Regions from separate parts of the Homo sapiens genome. Here region 1 is linked to region 2. The links are chromatin loops, found by intact Hi-C in ENCODE. Cell type or tissue: GM12878. All regions are shown on one strand. Links, peaks and the distances in the headings refer to the core of each region. The heading gives the core; the rest is flanking DNA. Region 1 holds the start of LOC105374313 (a long non-coding RNA gene). Region 2 overlaps LOC124909445 (a long non-coding RNA gene).

Region 1 (16,943 bases), core at 5,663-10,662, 83 kb after region 2:
GTGAGCCTCTCTGTTGAATTATCAAGAAGAAAAAATGGCAAATTTTATTTTTAAAAATGTCAAGCAATGATTTCCAAATAAAAAAGTAACCTGTTCAATACCAAAGATTCATGAATAATAAAAATTTTGGTCATGAATAAGTGGGTAGATGCAGAAGTAAATTGTTGAATTCTAGAATCCAGTTTAACTCTACACTGTAGAGAAAAAGTTGAAGTGGTAGATCCTCAGTAAAGCAGCTCCATGGTTTATAAAAAAAGTATAATAGCGCTCTTCATTCTGAGCAGGTAAACAGAGCTCTTTTTAAAGTGATTGTGGAGAAAATGAATCTGACGGAATATTTAAAAACTCATTGGTGCCTGTTGGAAAACCTTGAAAGATATTATAATTTGAAGACAAATTTGTTAGTATAGTGTACACTTCCTCACAATTTCCTTCTTTTCTTTAACAATCTTATAAAAATTTGCACTTAAAAGCACCTTGGCTGCTGAAGAGTTCTGTGGGTTGTTGGATTATTTTCCTTTCACCTCATGGTTTCACTTCACCTAGTAATTAAAACTGTAGAAAACCAAAAAGAGGCAAATAAGAATAATATTCCTCAAGGTTGCTTTTCCTGTCGTTAGCAGAAAGTCGTCAAAGTATAACGTTTTTAAAAGTTTTTCAGAAGATATTGAATTCATTCAGACATTCAAGAGAAATGAAACTTGCAAACACCATCAAAGCCTCATGAATTCCTTTTACATATTTGCCATTAACTCATTTTGTCATAGCAACCTCATTAATTCATCATCTTTGTTTTTTGCCCCTTTTCCTTTTCTCTTATTATAACTTACAGGTCACCCCAATACATAAGCACAGCTTTGGTCATTGTTTGCTGGCTCTTCTGTCTGATATATTTGGGGGAAGGAAGTCACAAATAGTGACTGCTGGCTTCACACAGGTGCTTGCAGAAGGGATCACTGATTAATGAGAGTCTCATATTGAAGGGGATTACTTGGCTGGGTTTTTTACAGCTTGATTCTCTGCCCAATGAGTAATGGCAGAAAGTATTCACTTGCCTAACGATGACTCCTTGTATATTATATCAGAAAGCAGCTAAGGATTGTAACTTAACTTGTAAGATATAATTTGAGATTTTTAAATGGAGAAAGTGCAGCCAGAAGACAAATTGACGTGGCATGGGAATTAAGTACCGCCGAGGACAAAGTCATCCTGGCTAAAATGGTGCAGTGGTGCTTGCTCTTAGCTGCATATCACATTAGAATCATTTGGGGAACTTCTAAGCAAGCACCCATAGGTGGGCTCTGTTCCAGTTCAACGGAAACTGGATCCCTGGGAGGGGGCCTGAGAATTAGCATATTGCAAAGTTCCCCAGGTGATTCTGATGCACTGTGAGGGTTAAGAATTGCTGATACAGGACAAGATACATTATGCAGGAATAGGAATAATTAAGCTCCCTCTGTCTCCCCAGCTCTATATAAGACACATCATGGGAGAATATGCAAAGACATAGAGGGCATGGCTCTCACAGGACTTTGTAATCTATATCAGAGGCAAGATAAGCACAGAAGAATAGCTGAGAGCAGCATAAGGCAATATCTAATCATGCGGACATTATACCTACAGGGATGCTGGGGAGGAAAGACCATGGTGGGTGAGGATGGTTTAGAGGCTTCACAGGGAAAGTGTTGACTTAGGGCTTTGTGGGGAGTAGGAAGGGGGCATTCACTGCAGGTGAGACAGAAAGCAAAGGAAAGAGTGTGCTGGGGCGGTGGGGAAGAGCTAGTGGACTGTCCTGGGGCTGTGGTTTAGGTTTGGTTTACTCTATTCTCATTACCAGCCTCCACTGAGCACTTTACATCAATCTTTACTGGAACTCCTCTGTGATGTGTCATTACAGATGAAGAAACTGGGCCTTCAAGGCTTAAGTAACTTGCTCAGTGTCTAGTTCCCTTTTCTGTCAGCAAATCCAGGTGAGGGTCATCAAGCTGACCTGGTCCCAAGGGGGAAGGTCGGAAAACTCATTATCTGCAGTTGTGACACCAGTGGGCTGGAGCATTTGCAGGGGCAAAGTGGAGAAGCAGCAGCAAACTGGCCTCTAATGCGAGAGAACCTGAAGCCCTCGTCAGGATCCCAGGTGAGGATCAAGAGACTCAGATAAGCTGGGGCCACCAGACCTGGGGCAGGTCAGGAGTTATTCAGACCCAACACTGGAGATGGAAGTCCTGCCTACTGTCAGGCTCTTCCATGCTCCTGGAGGCAGGCTTGCGTGTGAAGCAGAAAGTTCTGACATGGCCTCCTGGATGCCACAAATATCTTATAACCTCAAAAAAAATAGCATTCTTTTCTTCTTGTTTTCTATTATTATGTAAAAATATCATATACCATTAAGCAACGTGCACCTCAGCCTGCCTCACGCATTCCTGACCCTTTGAGCTATAAAGAGACATTTATGGCACCTGGGGTAAACAGCAGGAGATGTTCTTCTCCAAATCAATTTTATAATTCATGATAGGGCTCACAGATGGGCATTATTAACAGTGCACACCATCTGGCAGCTTCCCACTTTAAATCATTACTCTTGCTAAATAGATGTTAAGCTTTCAAAATCATTATTTACAATTTTTGTGTCGTCTAAGTTTCATGCCTTAGCTACAAGCCTTTTCCAATGTTTGGCTTCTGTTCTTCTCCTACTCCAGTCAGAGATTGGGTACAGCTCAGGCATGGGGTAAGGGCGGATGTTGCACAGATACCGGTATGAAAACAACTGAGTTTAATGGCTTACTTCTCAGGGTCATGAAATAACGTTAAAGTTTTAATGTTTATGGCATTCAAGAGGCCATGCCCAAACAGTATAAACATTTTATGTGATATTATGAGTCCCCTAAGGTACCCAGGAGAGACAGGAGTCTGGTAGAATCAAAGCAAGCAAGTGGTATAGATGCAATTTGAATTCAGTCTGTGTGATACTAAAAAATTTCTTTCCACCATATTATGCCCTGGCTACCTAGACACTATGTGCACTGCAAAGAGGCATCAGCTATGGTTCTTGTCTTCCAGGAGTTTTCAGTTTAGCTGTACTGACAGGCCGAAACATGAGAAGATAAATAACAACTCATGATTGGCATCAGACTGAAGCCAAACAAGATGAAGGCACATTAAGTGCTGAAGAAAACCAATTCTCCAGTGATTCTCTTTGAAACTTACTGTTCTAGATTATTCGAGATTGAATCTGCATTTCCACTATTTAGTTTTTATTATTTATATTTTTCAAACAGGTATTACAAGCACATGGCAAAATATTTATTGTATTTTTTTAGAGACAGGATCTTGCTCTGTCACCCAGGCTGGAGTGTAGTGGCATGATCATAGCTCATGCAGCTTCGAACTCCTGGCCTCAAACAATCCTCCTGACTCAGCCTCTGGAGTAGCCAGGACTGCAGGTGTGTGCTACCATCCCAGGATTTTTTGTTTTGTTGTTTTGTTTTTAGTGTTAGGGTCTTTTTATGTTGCCCAGGCTGGTCTTGACTCTTTGCCTCAAGCAATCCTCCCATCTCGGCCTCCTAAAGTGCTGGGGTTACAGATGTGAGCCACCACACCTGGTTTCAAAATGTTTAAATGATGCAAAAGGATAGACAGCAAATAATGTTTCCCACCTCTATCGCCCAGGATCCTAGCAGAAAACCAAATTTACCTCCAGAAGCTTCAAATTTAGAGGCTTTACTGAAGGGACTGCTTACAGAGGTGTAGGGTTAAGGGGAAAAAAACAAGAGATGTGGAGGCCCCAGAGACTGACAACAGCCTGAGGAAGGAAAGAGCGTTAGTGGAGCCCAGTGAGAGTCGGAGCCTTGGAGGACCTAGCTGTGGACAGACACAACTATTGTGAGACACGGCACCAAAGTGGGGAGGGAGCGTGGAAGGAATAGCTCGTCTTTCTCACTCTCAGATCTTTTGCTGGTGAATCCCATTGGTCAAACCCAAGAGGAAGTCAACCACCAAGGAAAAAGCGTGATGGAGGCTTTGGAGGACACTCTGGACAGGGCAGAGAGGAGGGCAGGAATGTGATCTTGGGTGGTGTTGGGTTGGGGCAGACCCACAGAACAACCAACATAGCACTACCCTATCCCTCAGTCCCCTGAGGCAACAATTCCAGTAGACTCTTGAACAACATGGTTTGAACTTTGTGGATCCACTTATATGTGGATTTTTTTCACCCAAACTAAGCGCATCAAAAACACAGCATTTGTGGGATTAGAAATCTGAGTGTGTACAAGGCTGGCTTTTGGTATAGTAGGGTTCTGCAGGTCCAATTGTGGGACTTGAAGAGTGTGTGGATTTGAGTATACATGTGGGGTCCTCGAAACAATCCCTTACATATACTGAGAGAGAACTATATTAGCATTTTCTTTGTAACCATCCAGAAATAGTCAATGCATGTACAAGCTACAATGTCTATGCCAACCCATTTTCTATACAAATAGTAGGAAACTCTTCCCCGACTATCCCCCACCCCCGCCCCACCCACTCTTGCTTTTTATCACTCAACAGTCATATTTCTTGGATATGGGCCCATTCTAGCATCCACAGAACTACCTTGTTGGATACCAAGGGTTCTGAAAGCATGGTCTCTGAATGAACAGCATCAGCATAACGTGGGATCTTGTTAGAAAGGCAAAGAATTAGAAACTTGGTGGATGAGGCTCAGCAATTCATGCTTTAACAAGCTCTCTGGGTCCTTCTGATGCATATCCAGATCCAGAGTTCTAAACTTTGTGAATGAGGCTGGGGTCCCGCCTGATCAAGCCTGCTGGCCATTCAAGTGTTGATGTACCCAAGCAATCAGTGGACAGAGGTCCACATTATCAGGCCATGTCTTTCCACTGAAGCTACTGGGTAATAAAAACAAAACGCATTAAGTATTGATTCTGTATCTGATATCAGTTCTCAGTGCAAACCTGGAAACAGCATGGAAAGGAAAGACTCACTCCCTTCCTCGTGGTACATATCATTTTCTCCCTGTCTTTTCACATTGTTAGTTCTTTAGATGCAGACACTGTGTTTTAATAGGTTTGGTTGGGTGTGTGATGCAATACAAGCTAAATATAATCATGAAGATGCACAATCACCACATGCTTAGGGTTGGCATCTGCTTGGAACCCACAACTATGAGACTCGCCACCCGCCCTGGATCCTAAGGTCACTGACTCCCTCAGGAGGGCCCTGCCAGGCACTGCTTAGCCATCGTTTACTGTGGCTCAAACACCTACAGCATATACAGCAATGGCCTACACAGAAATGGACATCTTGTCCTCACAAAGATTACAAAACAGCCTGAAGCTTTGCAGGCACCTTCTGGTTTGTGATCCTAGGACCGTCTATGTGCCTTGGTTTCCCCATCTGTAAAATGGCAGTGACAGAAAAGGCAGAGCTTGCTCAACTCTGGGGACATATTCAGGTAGAATGATGCAATGTGACTAGCATCCCCTGAAGGCTGAGGGTTGAATGAAAGATGAAACATGAAACCTTTCACCTGGTGCCTGGTCTGTACTGGCCTGAACCACCCAGCTGTGTGACAGTCAGCTGCTCAGGAAAGTGCAGGGTGAGTCAGTCGGAAGTTGAGTCCAGGCTCCTTTCTTTCTTACAACTTTGTGACTCCCGCAAGCTCATTCCCCTAGAGGCATCACTTTCATGTATTGTCTGGAGCAGTTCCTGGTATATTATTGGCATGTAATAAATATTTGTTGAAATAATGAATGTGCACTTATGGATCTCAGTTTCTTACTTTACATAATGGGGACAATGATGTACCTCATGGGAATGAATTAGGATTAATTGAGAAAACAGTTTAAAGAGACCTGATACACATATGCAGATAATTGAAATTGGTCCCCTTCCTTACACCAGATACAAAAATTAACTCAGGATGGATTAAAGACTTAAATTTAAAACCCCAAATCAAAAAATCAAAGTGCCATGTTGCTACTGATGAAAGCTGGCTCAGAGGACATGGCTTAAGCATGTGAACACGTGGGTCCTAACACTCCACTCAGTTTAAGACCCTGTACAGATTCTTTGGACATACTGGACCACTTCAGGCCTTCCCTGCAAGGGCCATTTCCATAAGCTTATGTGTGAAGTTGCAGAGTCAGCCTCCCTCTGTAGCTGAGAGGACCAGACAGAGCTGAGTATTTTCAGGCCCTTCTCCCAAATGCAGCATTCAGTTAAGTTGGCTCCCCCAGGGATGAGAGTGTGAAGGGACATAAAGATGCTCCTGGAAGAAAATGCTAAGGGAACCCTCCCCAAATGAAGTGGTTAATCAACCCCTTCGATGGAAAACTAAGGGGACATGGGAAGGATATGTCCCCTCTGCTAACATTTCTTATCTTGGACCTGTGTGCTTTATGCTTTTCTGTAATATTGGAATACTTTATTAAGTGCCAGTGAAAAAGAATTTTATTTCCTTCTTTTTATTTCTTTTGATTGATCTTAGATATGAAAATTTTTATTGGGAAAGACTGTATATATATTTGGCTACTATAGCAGGCATATTAATTACCTATTGTGCCATAATCAATAATCCCATACTGCAGTAACTTAAAACAGCAATAAATATTTATTATTTCACATAGTTTCTGCAAGTCAAGAATTCAGGCCAGGCACGGTTGCTCATGCCTGTAATTCCAGCACTTTGGGAAGCTGAGGCGGGTGGATCACAAGATCAGGAGATCGAGGCCATCCTGGCCAACATGGTGAAACCCCGTCTCTACTAAAAATGCAAAAATTAGCTGGGCATGGTGGTGGGTGTCTGTATTCTGAGCTACTCAGGAGGCTGAGGCAGGATAATCGCCTGAACCCAGGAGGCAGAGGTTGCAGTGAGCCAAGATCACGCCACTGCACTCCAGCCTGGGCGACAGAGTGAGACTCCATCTCAAAAAAAAAAAAAAAAAAATTCAAGAGTGGTTTAGCTGGGTGGTTCTGCTGAAGTCACATAGCAAGTGGTGGAGCTGGAATTTGATCTCAGATCCATTAAATAAAGTTTAACTTCTCAAACAGTTCAAATCAGTAGTTCCCAGCTAATGCCTTTCCAAATCACCTGAAGAATCTAATTCAAATGTAGTCTGTTTCAGCAGGGTTTGGGTCAGGTGAGGTTCTGCATAGCTAACAATACCCCAATTATGCTATGCTGTTGCCAAGGGACCTCACAAGGAGGTAGTACATCCACTGCTAGTGGCTATACAAAGGAGTGAAGCCTTCTAAGTACAGTACCTGGCACAACGAATTGTCAAGCAAATGGCAAATCTTCTCTGCAGAGGGGAACTGAGACCCAGTACTCACAATCCATTCTGGAGTCTCCTCATAATCCTGAAGAGGGAAGCCCAGAGGAAATCATCTGGTGAGCTTATCTCATTCTTCTAAAAAAGCGATGAGGATTGGTTTGAGGAGAGCTGCAGTGGGAGGCTGAGAGTCAAAGCCACACTATTTCTGGAGGCTTCGTCCTTTTTCCTGGGATCAGACTCTACTTTTGTGCCATCATCCACCTTTGGGGAGGTCCATGAAGGTCATCTGCTTTTGGGGGTGCATTTGGGACCAGGCAGGAAGCTGCACTTCCCAACTTACCCAAACACAGCTTCTCAACGGGGGCTTCCAAGTTGGGGGAAGGGCTGTGCATGAAGCAGTCTGTGTGTGGGTGTTGGGGAGCTGAAGGGACATCCCCAGCTGGGCCAGGGAACTCTGGTCTCTCCTTGTTTGTCTCCTACAACTGTGGCAACAACACAAAGCCTCTCAGTATGTGCATATTGCTTTGTAGTATCTCTTAGAGAGACAAGATAATGACTATTTTTTCTTAGTTTATCCATGAAGTTAACATATAATACATTAATTGCATTTAGGAGCATTTATTCAACCAAGTGTAACTAGTAATTTCAAAAAATGCCCAATAATACTGATGTTACAGCACACTTGGAGTGCTTTGCTCCAGAAATACCAAGCATTTCCTCCGTTTGGCACTGGGGAGAATCCTGGCACTTTGCTTCAGAAACAAATCTCTTTAATTCCTGCGGACTCTGCATCAAGCCTGCATTGCTCTTTGTTTTTTCCAAGGCTAGGACCTGGGCTGTTTCCCTTCTTTCATCTTCAGATCACTTTAGCCACCCACCAATGTGATTTCTGAAAGCACTGTGTGAAAATTTGAGAATCATGTTGTGTAAACCAGTCTCTGTTTCATGGTAAACCTCTCTTCCCTCCACCCTCACAAAGCCCAGAGCCAGGGACAAAAAGGAATGGGAAAGTGGATTTGCCTTCCCCAAGACTTCCCAGCCAGGGCACAGGAAGATAACAATGCTACCACCCAGCATCTCCTAATCTCTCTAGAAATGAAAATGCTCTATCCCCTTCGCACTGCAAGGAAGAGGTGTGAGGCTCTCAATCCACACAGCTGGATATCAAAATCTTAAATGTTTTAAGAAAACAAGATGAGTAAGGTTAGAGAAGTGAGTCAGAAATGCCAAGTAGCAGATGTGAAAATGTGAGTAAACCACAGCCTCAGTGAACTAAAGGCTTTACAACAGAAGGTGCCAAAACTTTTTGATTCTCACATGTATGTTTGTCCATGTATCTCTGTGCTGTGGCTTGAATGTTTACGTCCGCTCCAAAATTTACGTGGAAATTTAATCCCCAATGCAACAGTATTAAGAGGTAGGGCCTTTAGGAGGTGATTAGTCTATGAAGGCTCCTCCCTCACCAATGGCATTAGCACCTTATAAAAGCATTAAAGGAAAATAGCTAGGCCCTTTGTGCTCTTGTGCCCTTCCACTATGAGAGGACACAGTGTTCGTCTTCTCTGGAAGAGACAGCATTTAAGGCACCATCTTCGAAGTAAAGACTGGGCCCTCACCAGACACTGAACCTGCTGGCATTTGGATTTTGAACTTCCCAGCCTCCATAACTGTAAGTAATACATTTACACTGTTTATAAATTACCCAGTCTGTGGAATTTTGTTATAGTAGCAGGACTGAACTAAGACACCCTCATATATTAATATATACATCTTAAAAATTATGTAATGGGAACTATAAAGAATAGGAGTTAAAGTCACCCTCAATGGAAGTTCCACTCTTTTTTCTCTACACCCTAATGCCTCCTCTCATGTTATCTCTGCAGTGCCTGCATCCCACTGTGGAGACTCCTGTTGTATTAATAATTAGGGCTGGGCAGACAGAGCTAAGCCTGAGGCTGGGTTGCTACTTTCTTACCCATATAACCTTGGGGAAATGACCTTTCTGAGACTTCTATTGAAGAGTCTGTAAAAGCAGATAATGATAGTACTACTTCCAGGGTTGTGGTGAGAATTCAGTGAGATATTGCATGGAAAGCATTTAGCACAATCCTGGTCCATGATAAATGTTTGATATTTGTTAGTAATAATTATTCAATGACTTGACGCTCCCAGTAAAGAAAAATTATCAAAACTTCAGAAATAAGGCAAGAGGATGAATGACTGTGTGCCTTTCAATGTCATAGCAGAGAGCTGTCCAATAGGCCTACCCAAGGTCATGTGACATTGTAGGGCAGGAACTTTGTCCGGCACAATTGGCTATTGATTTGCATCCAGTTCCCCTAAAGTTAGATATTAACTAACTAAGTTGCACATGATTTGGTCTACTAGAGGATGCAAATAGTTTTTGTTGAGTAGAACAGATAACCATAGAGGTTACGGTTATATTGCTTTTGTTTTTGCTTTGTTTCATATCTACTTTAGGAACTTGGTGGTGTCAACATCTTGTCTCTTACTAAGTATGTATTCATCTTGTGTATCCTCTTTTGAACCAGCTTTATCATCCTGCTGGTTCCCTCATTAATTAGGTAAATAATCTCTGACTTACATGCATTATATACTGAGTAAAGGAGCTGTATTCATATTATCATAGTTACATGATCTCCTTTATTTCAACTTCCCCATCAAGCTCTTGGCTACCAGGTGCCTCAGCCTACCCTGAAATACCTCCAAGGAAGATAATTTCCAAACTTATATCCACATCCTACCTTCCTTTTAAGGCAAGTTAGCATCTTATTTTAACTGTTTAATTCAAGAAGTATTTGCTGAAAAAAATAAAATATTAACTCTAATTGCTTTTAAGTGGTAGGATTTAGGATGATTTTTTTCCCATTTTCTATTTTACTATTGTCCACATTTGCTATATTAATGATGTACAGTACTTGTAATGAAAAGAGAAAAAAATGTAACTTCTAAAAAAGTGAGGACCTATTATATGCATGTCAACAGGTAGGACCCAGGAAAGAACACAATGGTGAATAATCCACTCTTCCTGACTTTGACAGTACAAAAGTGTAAAGCTATAAAACAGGACAGAATATAAGTACAGATTGGAAAATAACATATTGTGTCTGTGGGGAAAGGCTGAGGAGAGGATGGAAGGGAAGGAATTGTCTTGGAGGGGTAGCATCTGATAATCCCATTAATAGCTACTAGCTAGTATTTAATGTATATTTGTTACATGCCAAGCACCCTCCTAATTCCTTCACATGCACCTCATTTAACTTTCTTCTTTTTTTGTTATTGTGTTAAAAGGATGTTGTATAAGATTTACTGTCTTAAGCATTTTTAATTGCACGGCATAATAGTGTTAAGTATATTCACATTGTTGTGAAATGGATGTCCAGAACTTTTTCATCTTTCAAATTTGACACTCTATACCCATTAAACAACAACTCCCCTTCTCATCTCCCCTCAGCCCCTGGTAACTACCATTTTACTGTGTTTCTATGAATTTGGCTACTTTAGATACCAGAGATCAGTGGAGTCCTACTGTATTTTTGTGTGTGAGTGACTGGCTTATTTCACTTAGCATAGTGTCTTCAAGGTTCGTCCATGTTGTAGCGTGCAAAAGGATTTCCTTTCTTTTTAAGGCTGAATAATATTCCATTGTTTGTATATACCACATTTTGTTAATCCATTTATACATCGATGAATGGAATACATGGGTTACTTTCACTTTTTGGCCTTTGTGAATAATGCTGCTATGAACATGGTGTGCAAATACCTCTTCAAGATACTGCTGTCAATTATTTTGGGTATATATCCAGTAATGAGGTTGCTGGATCATATGGTAGTTCTATTTTTAAATTGTTGACAACCTCCATACTGTTTTCCATAGTGATTGTACATTTCACATTCCCACCAACAGTGCCCAAGCAATCCAATTTCTCCACAGCCTCACCAACACTTGTTATTTTCTGCTTTTTGACACCAGCCATGCAAATGAGTGTAAAGTGATATCTCATTGTGGTTTTGATTTGCATTTTTCTGATAATCAGTGATGCTGAGCATCTTTTCATATATTAGCCATTTGAATATCATATCATATTTAGAAAACCATCTATTCAGGTCTTTTGCCCATTTTCTGAGAGTTATTTGATTATTTTGTTGTTGAGTTATAGAAGTTCTTTATAAATTCTATATATTAATCCCTCATCAGATATATGATTTGCTAATATTTTCTACCATTCTGTAGGTTACCTACAGAATCTACAGTGATTGTGTCCTTTGATGCACAGAAATTTTTAAGTTTGACATAGTTCTATTTGCCTAATTTTTGCTTTTGTTGCCTATACTTCTGTTGTATCCAAGAAATCATTTTTCATATCCAAGAAATCATTGCCAAGTTCAATGTCATGAATATTTTCCCCTGTTTTCTTCTGGTAATTTTACAATTTTAGGTCTTACATTTATGTTTTTAATCCATTTTGAGTTAATTTTCTGTACGTGGTATAAGGTAAGGGCCCAACTTTATTTTTCGCATGCAGATATCCAGTTTTTCCCACACCATTTGTTGAAGAGATTTTTTTTCTTCCTCATTGAGGGGTCTTGGCATCCTTGTTGAAAATTACTTGGCCATATACATGAGAGTTTGTTTCTGAGCTACTATTCTATTCTATTGGTCCATTTGTGTTATGCCAGTGCCACATTGTTTTGATTACTGAAGCTTTGTAATGTTTTGAAATCAGGAAGTGGAAGTTCTCCAACTTTGTTATTTTTCAAAATTGTTTTGGTTATTGAGGTTCCCTTGAGATTCCATATAAATTTTAGGGCAAATTTTTCTATTTCTGCAAAAAATGCCATTGGGATTTTGATAGGGATTCTATTGAATCTATAGATAACTTTGGGTAGTATGACATCTTAACAATATTAAGTCCTCCAATCCATGAACATAGGATATCTTTTCATTTATTTGTATCTTCCTTAATTTATTTCAGTACTGATTTATAGTTTTCAGTGCACAAGTCTTTCACCTCCTTATTTATGTTTATTTCTAAGTATTTTGTTCTTTTTAATGTTACTAGAAATGAAATTGTTTTCTTAATTTTTTTGGTTTATTGTTAATGTATAGAAATGCAGCTGATTTCTGTATGTTGATTTTGTATCCTGCAACTTTTGCTGAATTAGTGTACTAGTTTCAATAAGGCTTTATTTATTTATTTATTTATTTGGTGTATATGGTATCTTTAGGACATTGTACAGATAACATTATGTCATCTGCAAACAGAGATCATTTTACTTCTTCCTTTCTCATTTGCCTTTTATTTCTTTTTCTTGTCTGATTGCTCAGGCTTTAATTCTCTTCGTTTTATGGATTAGGAAACTGAAGCTTTGAGAAGTTAATTAGCTTGCCTGAGGTAATCAGCTAAGCAGCAAAGTTAGAATAAAAACATGACTTTTGAACTCTACAGCTAGGAATTTAATCAATAGTGTTGAGTAGGGCTTTACCTGGTTGAGATGGGAAGGGTGGGGGCATTTGGGCAGATGGATTCTGACTTGTTTAATATGATCTGCTATATCTTTTAGAGATTGCCACATTCCAATCAATAAACTCAAAGATGCTGAAGCAAAACTATGCTGAGTATAATTTTCTTCTTTTGTTTGTTTGTTTTGAGATACGGTCTCACTCTGTAACTCAGGCTGGAGTGGCATGATCTAGGCTCACTGCAGCTTGGACCTCCTGGACTCAAGCAATCTTTTCCCCTCAGCCTCCTGAGTAGCTGGGACTACATCACCACACCCAGCTAATTTTTTTTTTTTTTTTTTTTTTTTGGTAGAGATGAGGTCTCACTACTTTGTGCAGGCTGGTCTTGAAGTCCTGGGCTCAAGCAATCCTCCTGCCTTGGTTTCTGAAAATGCTGAGATTACAAGTGTGAGCCACCATTCCCAATCTTTTTTGTTTGTTTGTTTTTTAGTGTTTTGGAAGACAATTTTTGTTCTAGGGTCAGTTCAAACAGCAGACTTAAATGGAATAAATTTGTACTGGCAACGAACATACTGTTAAAGTTGCCTTTGTGAATATACCCTTGATAGTCATTTGTATTCTTATAATTTTTTTTTTCTTTACACATAGACTCAAACTTTTAGAGCTGAAAGAGATCTTAGAGAGGAAACAAAAGGGGAAAAAAGGAGAACTTAAGTAATCCATTCCTCCCTTCCTTATTCTTTTCCTTCCTTCCTTTTGTAGAAGTAGTACATGCTGCTTAACTGTTTATAAAGCAACATAATTTAAAGAAGGAATTGCCTCCTGTTTGATGTCTGTTTCATCTTCACCATCTTCCTGTGGGTAAAACCACATTTAAAATTTGATGGGTCTCCATCTAGACTTAATTTCTATGCTTAGACATATACCACACACACACACACACACACACACACACACACAGTTGTGATATTATTTTTGTCCTCTTTTTTTTAACAAAATAACAAAAAAATGGTATCATACTATACCCAGAGGTCTGCAACTTGCCTTTTGTCCACTCTGAAAAAGCACAAATTCTATGTGTCTTGATTGAATTTCATTTATTGAAAAGATATCCCTAGACTCAACTAACATCTTCAGACACCATTTGCCCTGTAATGACTGAAACTCCATGGCAACATATAGTATCGCCAGTTACCAAAAAACAAATATTAACACCTCACTGCTGCAGACATTTAAAACCTTCATTTCCCAAGATTCCCATTTTTTGTGTTGTATGTGCATACTTAACTCCCAATGGAATCAACCGGAAAGTTGTCTTGTTTTCATTGTGGTTCAGGGCCATCCCCTAGTATGGTTTTTGGTAGAGGACTTAGGCCAAGAAAAGAGTAAAGGCTTAGTGAGAACCAAGTTCATTCATGCTCTAAAACAAAAGTGCCTACCATTTGCCCAGGCCTTATCTCCTGATCCTCCCTTTGAAGGAGCTGTTATTTTAAAATCATTAATCTCTAAAATGATACTCTCCCTGTTATGGCACTCACCCTATCACCAATTTACATCATGGAAAAAAATCAAGTCTTAAATATTTCACAATTACAATAATACCAGGCACATTGTTAAACATTTTTATGAATTATCTAATGCAGTCATCTGAACCATGTGTATAATATGTAATGTTACACAGCATTGTATATTCTCCTTATTTTACAGGTGAGGGAACTGAGACTTATGGAGCTTTTGTATCTAACCCACATCATAAAGCTTGTGAGGAAGCCAGAGTTTGAAGCCAAACAGCCTTGCTCTTATATTTTAAGTGACCCTAAAAATGAATTCCCAGGAGCTGTATTATCATGATGGGGATGTGGATGTTTAGGTGGCTGGGATTTCCTTCTATCTGGTTTCTTCAGAAAGGCATATTACATTGTTTGGAAGTCAATTGGTTTTGAAACAAGAACAAACCCCTTGATAGCCATATGGAGATTTGCTATTCTGCCTACACTTTAAATTAACCTTATTGATGGATTTCCTGCCAAGCTTAGTTTCATTTATTATGCATGTTCCTTTTGGTAGGTGGAAGGAAAAAATGTGAGAATTATCCTCTAAATAAAGCAATATATAAGCCAGGCTTATAAATTTTCTGAAATTTATTTTTATTTGCCAAGTGTTCTGTACTTTTCTGGGGGTAAGTGCGTTTATTAAGTAAAAAAGTATAGTGATATCTTGAAATAAGGATATTTTCGTAGTACACAACCGTGAGTGGATCTATTTTCTCTTTCATTCATCCTTGTCAGCTGAGGCCATTCCCAGCCAGCAGCTAGGGGTGAAGTGGTATCAAGATGGGTGAGCTGGTTTATTGTTTCTTTCTGAGTTAAAGAAATTTCAGCCTGAAATCCTATTCCTTTTGGATTCTAAAATGTGGCAACATATGAATGTATTAGAATAGTTGTCCTAAGACTTACTATAGGGCTGCAAGTCAGGACCAGGCTTCCCTGTATGTGATGTGGAAAATGAACACTCTGGAGTATTCTCATCTTGGGATAAAAAAATATGAATCAGAGAAGGGGAAGTAAGATAAAATGTCTTCATTTAATCTTTTCTGACATTACCGAAGGTGGCCAGTTGACAATGCTGTGTGTATGGTATAGCCTTGGCATTCGATGATGGGGAAAGAAGTGCAGGTCAGTGGTACTCATAAATAGCTATTTTGTAATTGTCCTATCTAAATGAAGCTGGACTTGGGAAAGGTGAGAAGTTCCCAAAACAATTCACAGCCCAGTGGTTGCTGTAAATCACTTGGAGCTCTGGATATTTCTGTCTGACTGGGAAGAATAATGACCCAGCTGATCAGTTACATATGTGGGTTTGTTCAGAGAATTTCTGATGGAATCTGTGATTCTAAACCCTGTCAGGTCCCACGCTCCCTTTTATAACAAATATTTGAACACCCCTTTTAGTATACTGGAATGAAATTTATATATGACACATTTAAAAATAAATATAACATCCTGTTATAACAGGAGAACAAAATAGAGAGTCATTTTTAATAAGATATGTATCTCAATTTGCAAATGCCGAGACAAGACTACTGTTTAAAGATAATTTTTTAAAAAAAGATAAAATCATGACTCTCACCCAGATATAAAAATGAGCATATGTTGTATATTTTAATTAACTCAAAATGAGGAACCAGGCAAATGTTATAACCTGTTTAAGAGACTAACCACATAATGGACACATTTATAGATCAGGAATATTGAAATGAATGTACAAATGAAGGCAAAACTAACTTCTTTAATAGTGGGGTAGAGAGGTCAATTGAACATTTACCAAATAGGTCAGAATTTGCATGTCTACAGACAAAAATTATTTTGCATTGTTCTCAGTTATCTATATTTTACCAAGTTGTAGCATAGTCTCCATGTAATTAGAACCAGATAACCTGGAGGGGTGTAGGTAGATGGTGCACAGTTCTCCATTGCAGCACACTCTATATTATCCCTAATGAAACTGTCAGACATTTGCAACTATAGGTAAAAACATGCTGAATGAGGCATCTATACAGGCAGACTGACTCAGTTGGCTGGATTGTCAGCCAGAATACCTTAAACAGTGATGGCTTCAGCTAGTTTCTGAACTTGGAACCAGCTCTTAGTAAATTTCTGAACAAAGAAAGTATACTCTTTCCTCACTTTACACCATGCCTGAACTCCTAGAAAATTCAGTGCTTTTTAAGACTGTTTGAAAACACTTTGTATGCATAATGGGGTTGGATTTTAGTTAAGATAATTATAAGTACGTTTTTCAGATAATTATTAATATGATAATTATAAACATACAAATATCTGGCAGGATGTCCAAAAGTTGTGGGGCATGCAGCAAATCCTTTATTTTGCAGGGACTCTACCATCTTAGTCCTACCCACCAAATGCAAGTGGTGTCCTTCCAAGCACTGTGACCACCAAAAAAACTCTGACAAGTTAATATACTCCCTAGGGATGGATAGTGCCCACATGGAGAAGCACTGTCATTGCTGAAATATGTTTGGGACCCATAGCTTTATTCCCACTTCCAACAAAACCGTCTGCTCAGCCGGGCAACTGTGGAGAAAGGCAAAGAGCCTTCTTGACCAGGGCTGTGCCAAAAAAAAATTCTTAATTAAAAAAATTGACTCATCCTTTCTGAATTCC
Region 2 (12,212 bases), core at 7,143-12,142:
ATTTATACTTATTCCTTGGAGGCAGAAGGGGTCCACTCTTCTTTCTGCCGTGAGGTGTTGGGAACCTGGGAGAACTCAGGACAGTGTGATGTTCACCTTGGTTGAGGAAAGGTGCCCAGTACAATCAACAGGGATACCACACACTTGGTTTCCCTTATCACAAAAGTATTTTTCTTGGCTTCTAAACTTAATTTTATATTAAAAAAACACATATAGAATGGGAAATGTGTTAAATAGTGAGAGTGGGTGAAATTTTTATTAGGTTTTCTAAAAAGAGACTGGAGAAGTTAGTACAAAAGGAACTAGCTGACTAGACAGAATAAGCATGAATATCATAGAGGGGAGAGGTCATGAAAAACACTGAAGACTTTGAAAAAGTTGCATGAATGTCCAGAAAGAGTCTCATCAATAGAATCTTTCATTGTGGAGATGAATTGCCAGGCAGGAATTACAGTCTTTCTCAGCCAGGTTGATGAATGGCATCATCTCAAATTATACAGCCCGTGAGACTGATTACCTTAGAGAGCCTAGACATGTACTGTTAGGAGCTGTGTCAGGGTCAACCCCCCACCACCAACTGGCAATTACACTGAAGCTTACATGCAAATTTACCTACAAACCTGTCAGACATATATGTTTTGCAAAAATATATTTAAGAAGACAGGCATAAGATATATCGAATCAAAATATTGTTTCTACTTCTTTGGAAGACACAGAAGCCTTTAAAAAGATCTGCTTTATCCGCATTGCTCAGGTGATAGATACTCTCATCCATGTTAAGATAAAGCTTGATTGTTACAAGATGTATCTAGAGTCATGAGTCATAGGAACAGAGTCTGTCAGAGATTAGATCATATCTGTTACTCTTGGGAAAATGTGGAAGTTCTGCTTCTTTTAAAGAAATATAGGTTTTTCCTGCCTCACTGGTCAGCCTTTCCCAGTGCAGGGACACACACTCACGCTATTTGTACTGTGCCTTTCTCTCTAGAATAAGAACCAAAAACCTTTAATTCTGCAGAAAAATGATATTTAAACTATTCAGAGAAAACTAATGTGAGCAATATAATAAGATGCTTGGCTCTGAGCAAAGTTATGCTCCAGGAATATGATTGGGAAATTGTAAGCTGAAAACATTTACCTATTTTGTTTCTGTAGCCCCAAGAAGATGAACTAAAACAACAGTGAAATGCTATGAATCATTAAGAAGACATGGGAAATGAAAATAACCACTATCCTGCCAGTTTATTGAACCTAGAAATATCATGTATTATTCTGGTCATTGCATTCAAAGAAATCAAATCATAGCAGGCTTGAAGAAGAGCAGGGGGGACTTCCATATACAGAAAGCACAGACCCTCCATTTCCCCTGAAAAAAGGCCTAGAGGGGGATAAGATTAAAATACATACAGCAGAGAAAGCTGTGACTAGATAAACACAAACTCACCAGGAGTCAGTCTCATGGGAAGCTTGAAAGTTGCAAATTTAAGACAAATAAAAGGAAGAATTACTTTGCACAGTAGTTAGTAAGTGCAATGTACTGAATATTTGTATTCCTGTAAAATTTATATGTTGAAGCTTAGATCCTCAGTGTGACGGTATTTGGAGATGGGGCCTTTGAGAGATAACTAGGTCATGAAGATGGAGCTCTCATGATGGGGTTGGTGCCCTTATAAAAGACAGGGGAGAGCTTGCTCCCTCTTTCTCCACCAGGACACAGCCCCTCACCAAACACTGGGTCTGCCAATGCCTGGATTTTGTATCTCCCAAAATTCTGCCTGCACAATTTTTGAGAAATTTCTGTTGTTACAGTCACCCAGTCCATGGCATAGCAGCCCAAACAGACTAAGATAGTAAGTTTCATGCAGTCTTTTCTCAGAGGGGAAGTACTAGTGACAAACATCCTTAATGCCAAGAAAGGCTTGAGTCATTGTGATAACATAGCTCAGGGCATAAACTTTGACATTAGATGGTCTTGGGTTTGAATCCCAGGTAGGCCATTTGCTGAGAGTGACTTTGGGCAAGTTAGGTAATCTCCCTGGAACTTCATTTTTCTAACCTATAAAATAGAGATGTTGACATTATCTACCTCACTAGGTTGTGAAGATTAAATGAGATAATGAATGGAAACATCTAACATGGGGCCCAGCACATAGTAAAAGATCAACACAGGTGAACTAGCAATATGATTTATGCATTATTCATGGATAAGAGTTCCTGTAATGGGGCTGGGTGCGATGGCTCATGCCTGTAATCCCAGCACTTTGGGAGGCTGAGGCGGGAGGATCACCTGAGGTCAGGAGTTTGAGACTAGGCTGGCCAAAATGGTGAAACCTCGTCTCTACTAAAAATACAAAAAATTAGCTGGGAATACCACTATTCCCAGCTACTCAGGAGGCTGAGGCAGGAGAAATGCTTGAGCCCAGGAGGTGGAGGTTGCAGTGAGCTGAGATTGTGCCATTGTACTCCAGCCTGGGTGACAAGAGCAAGACTCCATCTGAAAAAAAAAAAAAAAAAGTTCCCATAGTGGGATTACTAAAAGAAACTTGGTGCTTCAGATCTTCTTCAGGAATTTCTGTGCTCCAAGACAGGGGTCAAGTGTTTTCTGTAAAGAGCCAGGTAGTAAATATTTCAGGCTTAGTGGGCCATATTATCTCTGTTGCAAATACTCAACTTTGTTCTTTGGCATGAAAGCTGCCATAATCCATAAATAAATTGACATAGTTATGTTCCAAATTAAACTTTATTTATGTATGCTGGAATCTGAATTTCACATAATTTTTTATGTCACTAAATATTATTCTTCCAGTGGAATTTGAATTTTATATAATTTTCATGTTACTAAATATTATTTTTCTTTAGGCTTTTTTCCCAACCATTGAAAAAATGTAGAAACCATTTTATCTCCTGGTCTAATCAAAAATAGGTGGTGGGCCAGATTTGGCTCACAGGTTGTAGTTTGCCTACTGCTGCTCTAAGATAATAACTCAGTTAACTTAGTTCTGACAATATTAAGAGCCATTTTCAAACTCTCTAGTGTGCCACTCCATCCTTGCTTGAGGACACACCCAGTCTACTGCTAAATGTGCCACTTGGCATCTGTGTGTTAGGTTAAAGGGAACTCAAAATGTATTTTGAAAAGCATAGGATTTTCAGGATTCCATCTTAGATTCTCACCATTGTAGACCTGTAGAACAGCAGGGAAAAGCAAATTAGGGCCACATCAACAAAAAATACTATAATAAATTTTCTCTTGTTGATATGTTCTGAAAATAACAAATATGAAATATTGTAGAAGCCATTGCCAATCTTATGTCTTTCTATTTGTGACTCAGTGGATCATAAGACTAGATACTCAATTAATCAACACCTGAAAAATATTATGATAATAAGGCCCAAGATTCTGAAGGTAGTTTTCTAAACATCTTTTAGAATAGTCTTTCTAATGACATCTGCAGTGATGTTTGTAGTTGAAGACAAAATTCATTCTTGATATTTCTGTCAGTGTGCTTAAATTAATTTTATTTTAAATTTGAAAACTATAATCTTGTATTAGTGTTGTGGTGACTTATATGTGGGAAATGAAGCTTCACATCAATGCTTCACATCAATGCTCCCATCCTTCAAAGTGAATTGGAGATCCAGACATCATGGCTGAGAACAGGGAGCTCAGGGCAGTGTGAACAGATAGAAGGAAGCACAGTAAATGATTTCCTCATACCTCCATCTCTCTTCTATGTCATGTTCTTACCCCTAAAGTTAACTTTTTTATAACATTCATCCATCCACCCATCCATCAACAGATACTTAATGGGCATATCTTAACAGGCACAGTAGGTACAACAACTAAGATCCACACTATTTTCAGAGGTCTGTGAAAATGTTTTAATTTCTTTTAAAATTAGAAGAAAAAATAACTTTTAGGTTGAAGAAAATGTTTTCATACTAATATTATTTGTCTTTACAGCAATGCAGTGACAAAATATAATTTCAAATATTTTTAATGAAGGAAGAAGCCCAGGGAAGTAAAAGTGCTAAGGGCCCTTGAAATTCATAATATGTATTGAAGGAACATACCTCAAAATAATAAAGAGCCATCTATGACAGACCCACAGCCAACATCATACTCAATGGGCAAAAGCTGGAAGCATTCCCCCTGAAAACTGGCACAAGACAAGGAAGTCCTCTCCCACCACTCCTGCTTAAACACAGTACTAAATATAGTCCTGGTCAGAGCAATCGAGCAAGAGAAAGAAATAAAGGGCATCCAAATACGAAGAAAAGTAGTCAAACTATCCTTGTTTGCAGGTGAAATAATTCTATATGGAGAAAAACCACACAATCTCAACTCAAAAAGCTCCTTCAGCTGATAAACAACTTCGGCAAAGTTTCAGGATACAAAATCAATGTACAAAAATCACTAGCATTCCTATACACCAAACGACAGCCAAGCTGAGAGCCAAATCAGGAACACAATCCCTTTCACAATTGCCACAAAAAGAATAAAATACCTAGGAATACAGCTAACCAGAGAAGTGAAAGTTCTCTAAAATGAGATTTACAAAACACTTGCCAAAGAAATCAGAGATGACACAAACAAATGGAGAAACAGTCCATGCTCATGGATAAAAAGAATCAATATCATTAAAATGGCCACACAGCCCAAAGCAATTTACAGATTCAATGCTATTTCTATCAAACTACCAATGACATTCTTCACAGAACTAGAAAAAAAAATTTTTAAATTCATATGGAACCAAAGAAAGAGCTCGAATAGCCAAGGCAATTCTAAGCAAAAAGAACAAAGCTGGAGGCATCACACTACCCAACTTCAAAATATACTACAGGGCTACAGTAACCAAAACACAATGGTACTAATACAAGAAAAAACACATAGACTAATGGAACAGAATAGAAAATCCAGAAATAAGGTCTCACACCTACAACCACCTGATCTTTGACAAATTTGACAAAAGCAAGCAATGGGGAAAGGATTCCTTATTCAATAAATGATGCTGGGATAACTGGCTAGCCATATGTAGAAGACTGAAACTGGACTCCTTCCTTATACCATATACAAAAATCAACTCAAGATGGATTAAAGACTTAAATGTAAAACCCAAAACTATAAAAACTGTGGAAGACAAGCTAGGCAATACCATTCAAGATATAGGAACTGGAAAATATTTCATAATGAAGATGCCGAAAGCAATTGCAACAAAAGCAAAAATTGACAAATGGGCTTTAACTGAACTTAAGAGCTTCCGCAGAGCAAAAGAAACTATCATTAGAATACATAGACAACCTACAGAATGGGAGAAAATATTTGCAAACTATGCATCTGACAAAGGGTCTAATAATACCCAGCATCTATAAGGAATTTAAACAAATTGACAAGAAAAAAACAAACAGCCTCATTAAAAAGTGAGCAAGGGACACGAACAGACACTCTTCAAAAGAAGATACATATGTGGCTGGGATGGTTAATACTGAGTGTAAACTTGATTGGATTGAAGGATGCAAAGTATTGATCCTGGCCGTGTCTGTAAGCATGTTGCCAAGGAGATTAACAATGGAGTCAGTGGGCTGGGAAAGGCAGATTCACCCTTAATCTTCGTAGGCACCATCTAGTCAGCGGCCAGTTCAGCTAGAATATAAAGCAGGCAGAAAAACGTGAAAAGGCCAGACTGGCTTAGCCTCCCAGCCTACATCTTTCTCCCATGCTGGATGCTTCCTTCCCTTGAACATCAGACTTCAAGTTCTTCAGCTTTGAGACTTGGACTGGCTTCCTTGCTCCTCAGCTTGCAGGTGGCCTATTGTGGGACCTTGTGATCGTGTGAATTTAATACTCCTTAATAAACTCCCCTTTATATTTATCTATCTATCCTACTAGTTCTGTCCCTCTAGAGAACCCTGATTAATACAGTGGCCAAGAAGCATATGAAAAAAAGCTTAATAGCACTATCATTAGAGAAGTGCAATTAGAGAAACCACAATGAGGTACCATCTCACACCAGTCAGAATGGCTATTATTAAAAAGTCAAAAAATAACAGATGCTGGCAAGGTTGTGGAGAAAAGGGAATGCTTATACACTGCTGGTGGGAGTGTAAATTAGTTCAACCATTGTGGAAAGCAGTGTAACAATTCCTCAAAGAGCTAAAAGCAGAATTACCATACACTTCAACAATCCCATTACATATACCCAAAGGAGTATAAATCATTGTGTCATAGACACGCACGCATATGTTCACTGCAGTGCTATTAGAAATAGCAAAGACAAAGAATCAATCTACATGTCCATCAATGACAGATTGGATAAAGAAAATGTACATATACACCATGAAATATCATGCAGCCATAAAAAAGAATGAGATCATGTCTTTTGCAGGAACATGGATGGGGCTGGAAGCTATTATCTTTAGCTAACTAACACAGAAACAGAAAAACAAATACCACATGTTCTCACTTGTAAGTGGGAGCTAAATGATGAGAACACAAGGACACAGAGGGGAATAACACACACTGGGGCCTACTTGAGGGTGGAGGGTGGGAGGAGGGAGAGGATCAGAGAAAAAACTATTGGGTACTAGGCTTAGTACCTGGGGGATTAAATAATCTGTGCAACAAACCCCTGTGACATGAGTTCACCTACATAACAAACCTACACATATACCTCTGAACCTAAAATAAAAGTTAAAAGTTTTTAACAATACTTTAAAAAAAGAAGAAGAAGAAGAAGGCCGGGCGTGGTAGCTCACGCCTGTAATCCCAGCACTTTGGGAGGCCAAGGCGCGCAGATCACGAGGTCAGGAGTTCCAGACCAGCCTGGCCAATATGGTGAAACCCTGTCTCTAGTAAAAAATACAAAAATTAGCCGGGCATGGTGGCACACGCCTATAGTCCCAGCTACTCGGGAGGCTGATGCAGGAGAATCACTAGAACCCGGGAGGTGGAGGTTGCAGTGAGCCAAGATCGCGCCACTGCACTCCAGCCTGGATGATAGAGTGAGACTCCATCTCAAAAAAAAATAAATAAATAAAAGAAAGAAATAAATTCATAAAGTAACCCTGCCTCTTACTTAAGTCTCAACTCTCTGCCACGAGCTGCAAAGGAAATCAAGAAAACATAAGTTACAATCTCTTATCCTTTCCCAGCCTTTCTCTTTGGTTTTAGTTCCTGTGTGTTGCCTACAAGGCAAAATTGAGAGAAGGTGTCCTGGACCTTGGCCCTGAAGTAGCAGCAACTCACCAGTATCTCAGTTCCAGATAAACATACATATTTATTTGTAAATATAGTTAAATGTCCCCACAGAACTGAACTTCATGGGCACCTTCAGCAAGAGGGTCTGCCAGCAAACTGATGTGCAAAGCAAATGATGTGCATGCAGTCTCAGCAGATCTCCTCATGGAGCAGCACCTTGGAATCATCAGGAAGTGATGGAACCCACTCTAAAACTGCAGAACCAATCTTTGTTAAGAATGTCTGACCCAGAGTTGGGTGAATGGATATCGAGTCACACTTGCACGGGGACTTTGAGACAGCTTTAGATTGAGACTATCCACTCCCTCGTCAGCTTATAGGCTAAATACAGTTTGTTTGTTTTTTATTAAAAAATTTTTATTTGAGCCTCCATAAAGATAAGTTTTTTTCAGGAAATGTGAATCCATTTCAGAAAAGAAAAGGAAGTCAGGGGCACACATCATGGGGTAGGTAGTGTAAGGAGTGTAAGGAGTGCCAGTGGGTTCCTGAGTCTCACCACTCAGACTGCTGTTCCTCTGACACTGTGTGGTCATCCAGCAACACCGTCTGGTAACACCATTGTCTGCTGTAGTGATGAAAGACTCTGACAGCGGGGCTTCCTGATACCAAGGGACTGTACTGTGGCCTAGTCCTAGACCAGACCTTGTCCCCATCTCTGGTGGCTAGAGACCCCAGAAAAGCTGGACTAGTGTGCATTTTAGAAGCAGCAGCATCACCATGTCATGGCTTATAGAAGCATCTTTTTGAGTGGGTATGATTTTTTTTTTTTAACCAGGGTTCAGAGTCTTACTCCTCAGAGTCACTGTGAATGGGTCAGTTTTCTCAGCCAATTGGAGGAACTGAGGCTTCATGAGGGCTTCGCAACCAGGGAGTCTCCAAGAGAGCTGTTGATAGCAACCCAAAGGCAGGATGAGAAATAGGTTCCAGGAGAGAATTACAGTAAATAAAATAAAGTTCACTGTCATCCCGCCATGGTAGACTGACACATTTTCCAATTTGGTAAGGAAGGTTACCACTGGAATCAGCTATTTATGTATGCAGGTTATTAAGAAGGATGTTAGCAACCTTTTAATAGTACATTTTATGGAAATTGGGATTGCTTTTAATTTCTTCCAGGAGGTCCATACTTTTATAAGTTAGCAGTATCTTTCTGCAGTGTTGTTTATGTAATCTTAGAATTCAATAGTGCATTTAGGGGCCTCCTTCTCCATGTTTCTGTTTAGGAGTCAGAGGACTCGGGCTTGGGTTTTCTTGCTGATGGTTTCCAGGAAAGATGTTGATGCGGTTTTATGCCAGTCCCCACTCAGAAGATCTGACAGGTCAATGGGTGTTGCAGGTACAATGTCAGAAGCCCCATAACCAGAGTCCTCACGAGACAGGTCTATCACTACCCGGTAGATACCTTTCAGGAAAGCTGGGATGGTGGAGTCAGCCTCAGAATGAGCTTTATAGCCTTCTGGTCTAAATAGTATATGGGATCACATTCTCTGTTACAGGCAATAGGTGATGCCCATCCTTCCTCAACTGGGAGCTTGCCTTTTTTCATAAACATAACCTCAACTATGGAGATCATATCCCAGGTGGCTGGCAACTTGACATCAAATATAAACTTTATCAAGCATTCCTGGAGGGTTGGCAGATGAACACAACTGGAAATACTTCCAGTAAATCTCACTGTCATGTCTAGATGGAATGCAATGATTACCTCCTTTTTTTTCCCCACTTAAAACAGACACCAGACAGAACTGCCTTGACTGTCTTTACCATCTTTTCATTGTGTTTTTCCTCCCTGAACCATATTCATTTTTATCCATATGGACGATAATAGTGTTGGGATCCACTGGGAACTGGGCCGCTGTGGTGTTTCAATTGATAAGGGTTTAGAAACCACAAGTAGGAATTATTTGCTTGCAGAAACTACCGAAACTGTGGGCCAGATGGGAGAAGGGAACCTTGAGTTATGAAGGTGACAGGCCTCAGGTGGGGAAAAGATTGGGTTTGCCAAGTCAGCATTGTGAACTCAAAATTCGCGGGGCCTTTGTTTTTGTGACAGAGTTGCTTTAGCTATGGAAAGACTTTTTTTTTTAACCAAAGTGGGATTTCTAGGTAGAGTTCATAGCTACCTAGCAAAGGGAATAGAGAAATGGTTCATGTGTGCTTTCAGACACAAGAGGCGGCTGAGGCATCCACTCAGCACAATGGAGAGCTCTGGAGAAGCAGAGTTGAGGCTTGTTCAGGAAAACCTTGTGACCAAGAGATACCAAACAACCTTATATTTGGCCACAAACTAAAGGGCTGCCTGAGCTCTTACTTCCATGAAACTAATTAAAAAATAAGAAGAGCATGGGGTGATCATGGAGGTCATCAGAGAACACCAGGAAAGCAACAGGGAGCAGCTGATGAGCCAGAAGTGGTGAACAGCTTGGCTGTAGAGGAGAGACTGAGCAGCCTTTCTTGCCCAGCCCAGGATCCTACCAGATCCTTTCCAGGACTTTGGTCACAGACAATATCCCTTAGTTTGCTTCCAACATGACTGGGTTGCTCACAGATAGAATCTCCCAGGTGGCTGGCCCTGTGGCCCCCAGGGACAAATCCCCTGATGTCTAGGAAACTGCAGTTCATGAGAAACTGGCTTGAATCTTGGTGGGTGGAGATCACCTCTTTGTTTCAGTTTTGGCAAATAATGACATCTGATATGAAACCATACTCTGAGGGTGGCAGAAAACTCAGTAAATATCCTACCTCCTAACCCTGGAAGAAGAAATAGACTTCATTAGGGGGTGGGGTAGAAAGAGAGCATTAGATTAAATTTAACTGTAGATTTGTTTCCCTGCCATCTAATTTTAAACTTCCCAACTCCTAGATTTTTCTAGAAGGTACTTTACAAACTAGTTCTTGGCCTATTAGTGGGTTCTGAAATCAATTTAGTGGGGCATGACCAATAATTTTCTTTTGTTTTAAATTTATTATTATTAAAGATATCAAATATATAAAATATTGGAATAGTATAACAAACTCCCACGTGCCTATCACCCAGTTTGATATGATCAACTCATGACCAATCTTGTTTCACCAGTCGTCTCACAGATTTTGAAGCAAGCTCCAGACCTCATATCATTTCATCAGTAAATATTTTGGTATGTATCACTAAAAGATGATTAGTACCATTTTGAAATGACATACAGAGAATAGAAAATATCAGAGTGAAGGTTAAGTAATATTAACCTTTTGCTTCAGATGTGTGTGTGTACACATATGTGCACTTGGGTGAGATGTGAAATGTATTTCTTACAGTGAGTCGCAAAAGAAAAGTGTGAAAGTCACTTTTCTAGGAGAAAGTCTAGAGGACTTGGTCCTCACCAGCAACCTCAGTAGTGCCCTCTACCCCACCCCCACAAGGCCTATGTCAGAGCAGAACCTGGCTGAATCCAATAGGAGAAAAGGATTGGGGGAAGTATGCTGGGGTGTCTGGAAGGTGACCCAGAGAGTATGATGTCCTCATTTCAGAGAACAGAAAAGTTTTCCCTAGAGAGAATTTGTGACTGGGTGAAAAAGAAACAGAATAATATAACAAATGTTTGCAACCTCCCCCTTTCTTTCTAAGGAGGTCTTACAGCCTGGCTTTGTGTTGCTGCTTGGAATAAAAAATGAATTGAAGGAGACCTAGAAAGCTAATTGGGTCTCCTTAGTGAAGAGCTGAGCAGAAGTGGGGAGGGGAGAGGGAAATAGCCAACGCTGGAGGAGTTTAGCGGGAGAGTTAGCAAAGAAAGGGTGGGGAAAGGAGCCAGGAGAGATTTCTGAGTGGCTGCCCTGGAAACAGGCATGGATGGCTAGAGAGGGATTTTAGAGTAATTTGCTATGAGTCATGCAGTGTATCTCACTTTAGGCCTGTTCTAAAACCTAGTAGAATGTTAACATCCTTTTCAGTGCCCTTTGGATGTTTCCAGTCAGCCACCCATACGAAGAGGAGGCTCAGATTGTGTGGGTCAGAGTGAAATGGGGCAGGCAAGTTAGGAGGCTTGAAATTTCAGCAATTCAGTGAGAGGATGGTGGCTTGGACCAGGATAGAAATGCTGAAGCTGAAGAGGAGTGGGTGGATTCAGGATATGTTTTGAAGGTAGAGTCAATAGGACTGCCTACTGGGTTGGATGTGGGGGGAATGGGGAGAAAGAAAATAAGGATAACTTATCTATTTTAGAAATAGAATTGGTGAAGAGGCCATTTATGGGGGTAGGGAAGAATGTGAGAGGGGGTAGGTTGCAGGTGAAACATCTGGCGTTCTATTTGGGTCATGCTAAGTTTGAGATAGATCAGATATCTAAGCTGAGGGGCCAAGTAGAAGGCTGAATATATAAAAGTCTGTGGTTCTGCAGATAGATCAAGGCTGGAGACATGGGTTCCAGGACCATCAGCCCAAAGATGGTATTCAAGCTGGGATCCTGGTTGAGATCATCTGGAGCATGTTTGCTTTCTGATGAAAGTGATAGAGAAGTCATTGTTAAGGGGATGGGATCCAGAGCTCAAGTGGACGGGGAATCTCTGGAGACACTTCATCCAGAGAAAAGAAAAGGTGGAGAATTTTACATAGATGCTGGTAGGTTAGGAGTCTACATTCTAGGTTGATGAAGGAGTTCCTTTCTGATTATTTCTAAAGTCTCAATGAAAAATGAGAAAAGTCACCAGCTTAGAGTGAGCACAGGGGAACAGGTATTAGAAGTTGAAATGATCAATCAACCAATTTTTCAATGCCTTTCCAAAAGACCGTCAACCCCATAAAAGTAGTAGGGGTTGGGCCTGTCTTATTCATTCTTGTTCCTAGTGCCTTGCAAGTTGCTGCACATAAAGTGTTCAATAAACAATTGCTGAATGAAAGAGTCAGTGATTGAATGAAAGTTAGACACCTCTGGTAGTTATTTATTCCATATAACCATCTACTCCTGAACTTTGTGGCTTA

The links. A loop is a pair of places that touch in the nucleus more often than their neighbours do. Peaks named below come from ENCODE experiments on the same cell type or tissue, not always from the same donor. Only the 100,000 strongest peaks of a DNase experiment are listed, where the experiment ranks them.
Region 1: a loop joins it to region 2, with 2.0 times the contacts of the local background. A loop is called at or near these places in 1 of 110 quality-filtered maps.

The regions. Positions count from the first base shown.
Region 1 is chr3:150,089,208-150,106,150 of GRCh38, forward strand. It overlaps LOC105374313 (a long non-coding RNA gene), which reads left to right and starts at 7,236. Exons shown (of 3, transcript NR_136187.1): 1 at 7,236-7,390. In GM12878, for the core only: no CTCF peak of the experiment used is centred there; a DNase peak (open chromatin) is centred at 8,514; H3K27ac peaks cover 524 bases.
Region 2 is chr3:150,005,082-150,017,293 of GRCh38, forward strand. LOC124909445 (a long non-coding RNA gene) reads right to left here. Exons shown (of 2, transcript XR_007096126.1): 2 at 12,141-12,212. Among named protein-coding and RNA genes, the nearest start is that of PFN2, 40 kb to the left of the region's middle. In GM12878, for the core only: no CTCF peak of the experiment used is centred there; a DNase peak (open chromatin) is centred at 9,870.